Linked DNA regions of Homo sapiens: region 2 is linked to region 1. Evidence: read pairs that join two places in POLR2A ChIA-PET (ENCODE). Cell type or tissue: GM12878. All regions are shown on one strand.

The links. Peaks named below come from ENCODE experiments on the same cell type or tissue, not always from the same donor. Only the 100,000 strongest peaks of a DNase experiment are listed, where the experiment ranks them.
Region 2: POLR2A ChIA-PET joins it to region 1 with 7 read pairs; 2 of 35 experiments call an interaction of 5 or more read pairs at or near these places.

Annotation. Positions count from the first base shown.
Region 1 is chr19:9,825,580-9,829,579 of GRCh38, forward strand. UBL5 (ubiquitin like 5) reads left to right here and starts at 2,339. Exons shown (of 5, transcript NM_001048241.3): 1 at 2,339-2,405; 2 at 2,748-2,814; 3 at 3,013-3,096; 4 at 3,258-3,295. The coding sequence starts at 2,759. RefSeq lists enhancers at 1,921-2,645, 2,056-2,105 and a silencer at 2,149-2,455. In GM12878, no CTCF peak of the experiment used is centred here; a DNase peak (open chromatin) is centred at 2,262; H3K4me3 peaks cover 2,435 bases; H3K27ac peaks cover 1,490 bases.
Region 2 is chr19:10,140,859-10,144,858 of GRCh38, forward strand. It overlaps DNMT1 (DNA methyltransferase 1), which reads right to left. Exons shown (of 41, transcript NM_001130823.3): 29 at 2,908-3,129; 30 at 1,170-1,362; 31 at 247-331; 32 at 1-51. Among named protein-coding and RNA genes, the nearest start is that of EIF3G, 23 kb to the left of the region's middle. In GM12878, no CTCF peak of the experiment used is centred here; no DNase peak of the experiment used is centred here.

The DNA.
Region 1 (4,000 bases):
ACCATGTTGGCCAGGCTGGTCTCGAACTCCTGACCTTGTGATCTGCCCACCTCAGCCTCCCAAAGCGCTGGGATTACAGGTGTGAGCCACTGTGCCTAGCCTCAAAAAAAATTTTTTTTTAAAGGCCAGATATCTCCACAGGTAGCTTACTTTATGTTATGGAAAGTGCCAATTTACTGAGCACCAAATGAATACATAATGGAGTATTCTTCATGTAGATTAAATAATGTGACCATACTCTCCCTCTTTCCCCTCCAGCCCACTTTTCCCTTTAAATAATGAAGCCCTCAAAATCATATTTGGAAAAAAGCACGGATCACAGATTGTTCCTGGGGTTTTGTGTTCCTTTTCTCCCAGGCTTGTCCTTAACCTTGTCTACATAAACCTGTCAATTTATTGAGACCTGTCTCAGATACTTTTTGGTTTACAAATTGTTTGACTGAATTGAGGAAGGACGGTCCTTGTCCCACCAGCCCTCACAAACCTGGAATCTGGTACAAAGTGCTCCCCAAAGATACAGCTGCAGGAGATTGTGCAAATGTGCAATGTTTCCAGTTACCTCGCAGGCATTTAAGGTTGGTGACTGGCAGTGAGAAAGGAGAATAGGGAAAATGAGGCAGAAGAATAGCAAAGGGAATTAAAAGTTGGATAAAGGGTAAAATACGTAAAAGCAGAGAGCAGAAGCAAGGTGAAAGGGCACCCGCCCCTTCTTGCTCACCCAGCAAGAAGCAAGATAAATGGCAGAAGCTGAGGAGACAAAACAAAAGGAAGATTAAAAACTGAGTAAAGGCCGGGCACAGTGGCTCACACCCAACACTTTGGGAGGCTGAGGCAGGCGGATCACGAGGTCAGGAGATCGAGACCATCCTGGCTAACACAGTGAAACCCCGTCTCTACTAAAAATACAAAAAAATTAGCCGAGGGTGGTGGGGGGCGCCTGTAGTCCCTGTTACTCGGGAGGCGGCTGAGGCAGGACAACGGCGTGAACCCGGGAGGCGGAGCTTGCCGTGAGCCCAGATCACGCCACTGCACTCCAGCCTGGGCGACAGAGCGAGACTCCATAAATAAATAAATAAATAAATAAATAAAATTAAAAAAAAAACAGTAAAAATCCCACGGCCGGGGAAATCAGGACCAAACCAGTAAGGAGCAGCTCTTTAGGCATAAGCACGCGCATTAAAGACAAAAAGTATCCTTAACATGATAAGGATAACCAGCTCATTAGCGCTCATGCATATGGACGGCATATCATGAATGGAGGCGGCTCTCAAGCACACAGGGGCCAAAGTAAGCAACACACCTATCATTCAAAAAGGTAGACACTGGCTAGATATTAGGCAGCCTTGGGAAGAGAAAAAAAGCCTGGCCAATAAGGTGAAACCCCATCTCTACTAAAAGTACAAAAATTAGCCGGGCGTGGTGGCGGGCGCCTGTAATCCCAGCTACTTACTCGGGAGGCTGAGGCAGGAGAATCGCTTGAACCCGGAAGGCGGAGGTTGCGGTGAGCCGGCACCGCGCCATTGCACTCCAGCCTGTGCAACAGAGCGAGACTACGTCTCAGAAAAAAAAAAAAAAAAAGACCCAAACTATACCAAGCTGGGGCTGATCTTATCTCGCAGAGGTCAGTCCGCTCTCCCCACTCCGAGAGTGGAATACTGTGCTTAATAAACTTGCAGCTTTGCCATCTCTGTGTGTCTGGTCCAAATCTTTCTTCAGGACACCAAGAGCCTGGAACTGTCCGGCACCATGCGGTAACAGCAGCTGTTGGGCAGCGTAGAGTCTACTCTAGGATCAAGCTTCGCCTACTGACTGGAGTCCGTATCCCGGGGGAACGCGATGGCCAGAGGGAAGAGGTGAGCCAAATGCTCACCAAGCCCAGCCCTGAATGAACCCAGGGGGTCAGAAGGGATGACTGCAGAACTCGTCCCCCACCCCCACCCTCCGCCCTTGCTCCTAGTTGCCGCTGCAAGAGGCTTCGGGCTCAGGATCAGGAGCTTACCCCTACTCCCGGGACCCTCTGGCGTCCCCACCATGTGACCGAGTCTCCCTGCAACAAACAATGACTTCAAACGAGCTGGGCGCCGGCGCCTGACCTCTGACTCTCGCTCCACGCCCCTTCCCTGGCCACAAACCCGCCGAGGCCCCCCTCTCTACCCGGCGCGCCTACCACAGGCGCGACACCTGTCAAGCCTTGGGACACCGAAACCGTACCTGGGAACAGCAAACACACCACAGACTGCAGACCCGGAAGAACTTGTCCCAGTGTTGACCACACCCCCTGGCTAGGGGCAGGGCTTCCGGCCTCGAACTTTAACTTCCGCTTCCGGTTCCTAGCGTTAACTGCGACCGGGGTTCAGCGCTCGGGTGAGGAGCTGGTGGCGTCGGCAGGTTCGAGGCGATTCGAGGTGAGGGGGTCAAGCGGAGAGGCTCGGAGTCGGAGAAAGCTGTCGCGACCCAGCCACCCAGGGTCTGGGGTCGGTGGGAGGTGAGGCCAGGGAGTTTTGTGGCAGGGCTTTCAGGCGGCGAGAAGGGGCGGAGGCGCGGCTCCCCGGGGTTCGCGGCCCTGGGACAGGGGACTTGGGGCCTGGGAGTATTCGAGTCCGGGGGGTTGGGGGCAGAACGGAAGGCTCAGTAACCTGGAATTTTAGGGCCTGGGACTGGGAGACTTGTAGGCTGGGGCTTCTGGGCCTGGGAGACGCCTGAAGCTCTGACTTTGCTGCCTCCCACCCACCCCCCGCTTTGTGTAGCTCCAGCTAGGATGATCGAGGTTGTTTGCAACGACCGTCTGGGGAAGAAGGTCCGCGTTAAATGCAAGTATCCACTGGCAGCCGAGAGGCAGTGGTACCCGCAGGGGTGCTTGGCGTGAGGCAGGCAACTCAATCTGTGTTGTCGGATGGTTTTAGTTAAACCCGGGAGAGGGGGCGGATGGGGTCCTGGCAGATGGTATTCTGCCCTAGAATGTCCTCTTCCTCGTTCTACCGCTTCCATTTGCCTTAACTGCTCTGCGCCCAGCACGGATGATACCATCGGGGACCTTAAGAAGCTGATTGCAGCCCAAACTGGTACCCGTTGGAACAAGATTGTCCTGAAGAAGTGGTGAGTGCAGCGGTAGAGCCACTGGGTGGACTGGACTAGGCCGGAAGGTTTTGGTTGGGGGAGCGCTGCAGGCAGCCCTTTGCTTAGGCTTGGCTACCTCATTTGGCCTACAGACTGAAGAGCCTCCTTAGCCTTATCTCTGAAATGTCTCTTTTTCTTAGGTACACGATTTTTAAGGACCACGTGTCTCTGGGGGACTGTATCCTTTGTGTGACTTTTTGAGGAAGCATCTACATACCCAGCCTCGGTTATCTGTTCAAAACTAAAGTCTGCATGAGCTTATGCATATTAAGTGTTTAACTTAATACGTGGCACATGGTGAGCACTTAGAAAATGGGAGCTAGGTAATTATTTGGTTGGGGAGGAGAGTGGTTGGTGAAATAGTTTGACTTCAAGTTCAAAATATTTATTACTGACCTCCACCTGAGTGCTGGACAGTAGGTCAGGGTGGGGTGAGACTCAGGCATATCTATTGTGCAAAAGGAGCAGAAACTTTTTACAATTTTTATTTTATTTATTTATTTTTTTGAGACAGTCTGGCTCTGTCGCCCAGGCTGGAGTGCAGTGGCACGATCTTGACCCACTGCAACCTCCACCTCCCGGGTTCAAGCAATTCTGCCTCAGCTTCCCAAGTAGCTGGGATTACAGGTGTGTGCCACCACTCCCTGCTAGTTTTTGTATTTTTAGTAGAGATGAGGTTCCACCATGTATGCCAGGCTAGTCTCAAACTCCTGGCCTCAAGTGATCCTCCCGCCTCGGCCTCCCAAAGTGCTGGGATTATAGCCGTGAGCCACTGTGCCTGGCCTAGAAGGAACAGAAACTTTTTTTTTTTTTTTTGAGATGGAGTTTTGCTCTTGTTGCCCAGGCTGGAGTGCAGTGGTACAATCTTGGCTCACTGCAGCCT
Region 2 (4,000 bases), 320 kb after region 1:
CTATCTCTGGCTCGCTCGGCTCACAGGCTTGGGACTTGGGCTTGCCCTTCCCTGGGGGAGAGAGGCCAGAGGCTAAACCCGATCCTCAGAGTCCAAGTCCACCTTGCTCTCAAGCGCCTTGTTAACTCAGGCGGCCTCGCTGTCCCAGAGTCAGTAACACCAGAGGTGGTTTTACACTGAGGGATTCACAGGCAGCCTCCAAGTTACAGAAGAATAACTTGAAAAGAAACTCATACAATGACGTACCTTTTCCCTTGCCCTTCCCTTTGTTTCCAGGGCTACGGGCATGGTTGGGAGGATCTTCAAAGCTTTTGCTCTTTGCATTATAGGCCTGAAAAGGAGAGAACTGCAATCGTTTGGGAGAGAAACGCACTGTCCCCTCTCTAACGCAGACTAGTAAGAAGGCAATTTGATAGTCACTTAATTTCTCCCTCAGTGGGGCCATGACCAATTAGCCACCAATAAGAGTAGTTTGACTTTGCTACAATAGAAACTTAAAACAATCCATTTTATTAATACTAACATTTGATCTGGCTGACACTGAAATGCCTATTACAAGCACTTGAGAGTACCTTCTAGAACAGGAAAAAGTGCTATGCAGAATCTGCTGTCCAATTGGGCTACCTCATCCATGCCTGGGAGAACGTGGATGTATCGTTTTAAGGTAACAACACGGAAAGGCCAAGCCCCAACAATTTACAAGTCATGAGCTTGATCAGCTGACTCGTGGGCCCTCTCCATAACGAGGGCCACCCGCACAGGCATGTGGGCTGGGCCTGGACGTAGGCGCCTGGCCCAAGGGACCCAGGAGCAGGGGCACCTTCTCCAACTCATACTAAGACACCAGTCAGGCTGGTGGAAGCTGCCTCATGGTCCTCAACGTTCAGTTGCACCAAGACACTAAAACGTTAGGTTCTCTAATGACGTACTTTTTAAAAACCAGGAGTGTTAAACTCCGGGACCACTTGAATCTCATACAACTTGTGCTCTGGAGAACCCTGCTCAGACCCCCGTAAAGCTCCTGCAGAACAGCTTCACGTCAGCCAACCACCCACTTCTTACAAAAGCTGAAACCCTGCAGCCAAGCCGCCTTGTGTATAACCCGACATCAGACTCCTTCTGGCCAACTTTGACCCCGAAGCCTTCCCTCTAGCAAGCAGGGGCACCACCTCGAGGAAGTAGAAGCGGTTGGGGCCGCCCATGGAGTACACCTGGACGCACTCGGGCAGGTCCTCCCCATACTCCACGGTGCAGCGGCCCTGCACAGCCTTGAAGTCCACCACGGCCTCCTCGTCGCTCCAGTAGAGCAGGTTGATGTCTGCGTGGTAGCTCGCTGGAGTGGACTTGTGGGTGTTCTCAGGCCTGCGAGCGGGAGAGGCCTCGTTAGGAGCTCTCCTTTGTGGTGAGCTTATGCTGAATTAAACAGTACCATGTTCCTGGGGTGCTCAGGGAACTGCAGGGTAAAGACCCCCTAGTTCGAGAACCGCAGGGTAAAGACCCCCTCAGTTAGGGAACTGCAGGGTAAAGATATCTCCTCCCCACACTGGGGAACTGCAAGGTAGACTCCCCCCCATTTAGGGAACTGCAGGGTAAAGACCCCCCCTAGTTAGGGAACCACAGGGTAAAGATCCCCCAAGTTAGGGAATCGCAGGGTAAAGACCCCTCCCAGTAAGGGAATCACAGGGTAAAGATATCCCCTCCTCACATTAGGGAACTGCAAGGTAGATTCCCCCACAATTAGGGAACCGCCAGGTAATGACCCCCGACCCAGTTGGGAACCGCAGGGTAAAGACCCCCCAGTTATGGAACCGCAGGGTAAAGACCTCCCCAGTTAGGGAGTCATAGGGTAAAGACCCCCCTACTTAGGGAACCGCAGGTAAAGATAACCCCTCCCCAAATGAGGGAACTGCAAGGTAGATTCGCCCCCAATTAGGGAACCACAGGGTAGAGACCCCCCAACCATTAGGTCAGCTTGGCTGCTTGCTCTGCACGCCTGGCCCTGCCCTGCTGTGTCCGCCTGCCGGTAGCAGCCTCTCGAGTGTGTTTCTCTCACCTGTACCACTCACAGCCCTTGTTTTATTTCCTGTTATTACAAAGGCTTCAGGAAATCTTTGATCTATGTTAGCTAAGAGGTGAGGCAAGTGTATAGCTTCCTGTACAGGCTAGTTTCAGGTTAATGCCTAATCACCGCAAGTTACTCGGGTCTTAGAAAAAGAAAACGTAATAGGCCAAAAGCTTAGGAAAGAGAAAAAATCCCAGAGACAGAAAGGAGGACCTGGGAAGAGGTGGGGACAGCGGGACAGAACCTGGACAGTCATAGATGGAGCTTGGGAGGTTCTCTGGGGGTGCCCAGGCACTCTACCCGTTTTTTCTTTTGAGACGGGGTCTGGCTGTCACCCAGGCCGGAGTGCAGTGGTGGGATCATGGCTCACTACAGCCTCAAATTCCTGGGTTTCAGTGATCCCTTCAGCCTCAGCCTCCCAAGTAGCTGGGATTACAGGCGTGTGCCACCACGCCCAGCTAGTCTTTTTTTTTTTTTTTTTTTGGTAGGGCCGGGGTCTCACTACGTTTCCTCAAGCTGGTCTTGAACTCCTAGACTCAAGTGATCTTCCTGCCTCAGCCTCCCAAAGTGCTAGGATTAGAGGCGTGAGCTACAGTGCCCAGCCAGCTTAAGGATTTCTTTTGGAAAAAGGGCTCTGCAACATTAAAATAAGGACCTAAAAGTGAGGGCTGGGAACTAGAATTCTAGTCATTATCAGTGCCCACCGATAATCAGAAACACTTGGAAAAACAGCTACTTCAACCTAACTCTTAGAACAACTGTGGGTGCTATGCCACAACCTTGTTTCAGGCAGAGCCTTCTAGAAGAGTCTGTGGCCTCGTGGAAGAACAGAGGCCTCTGCTGACCTGTAGAACTTGTTGACCCGGATTTTGATGTCAGTCTCATTGGGCCTGCCGTTGCTCTTCTTGGGACAGAAGATCTCTTTGATCCGGCCAATTCGGTAGGGCTCAGGGGCATCCAGGTTGCTGCCTTTGATGTAGTCGGAGTATTTCCGGTAGTGCTCTGGGTACAGGTCCTCATCCACGGGCTCCTTCCGTGGGCGTTTCACGGGACTGGACAGCTTGATGCTGCAGAGAAGCACCCACTTGACATCAATGAACCTTCCACCTTGCAGTGGTCAGTCAGGCATGACTGACCAGTGAAAATAACCATTTAAAGTCAAGCACCTGATGAATTAAGGTAGGTGTGTACCCTAAGAAATGATTTAGGCTGGGCATTGTGGCTCACGCCTGTAATCCCAGCACTTTGGGAGACCAAGGCAGGTGGACCACAAGGTCAGAAGTTCGAGACCACCCTGGCCAACACGGTAAAACCCTGTCTCTACTAAAAATACAAAAATTAGCCGGGTGTGGTGGTACATGCCTATAATTCCAGCTACTTGGGAGGCTGAGGCAGGAGAATTGCTTGAACCCAGGAGGCAGAGGTTGCAGTGAGCTGAGATTGTGCCACTGCACTCCAGCCTGTGTGACAGAGCAAGACTCCATCTCACAGAAAAAAAAAAAAAAGATTTAGCTGCAGATTTAGTCTCACAGTTTGAAGCACGCATTCACCCTCTGCGCATTACTGGCTACGGTGGTGGCTGACACTGCTCAAATACCCCAGGCTCCTGCCTCCCGACTACTTGGCATCTTGTGTTTCCTGGCATGTGACGTGGGCAGAAGTGACCAAAGAGGATGTCACTGCCTGGGGAATGTCCTGTGTGCTTTCCCTTGGGCTCAAACACTGGCAACTTCTGACTCCAGCGGCCCAGATATCCAAGGGACACAACAGGTGGAGTCCTCTGCTGACCTGTGATGGGCACCTCGTATGAGCGAGACAGCGGCTACCGTGGTTTTTGTTGAGAGAGTTTCACTCTGTCACCCAGGTTAGAGTGCAGTGGCACAATCTCGGCTCACTGCAACTCCTCCTCCCAGGTTCAAGCGATTCTCGTGCCTCGGC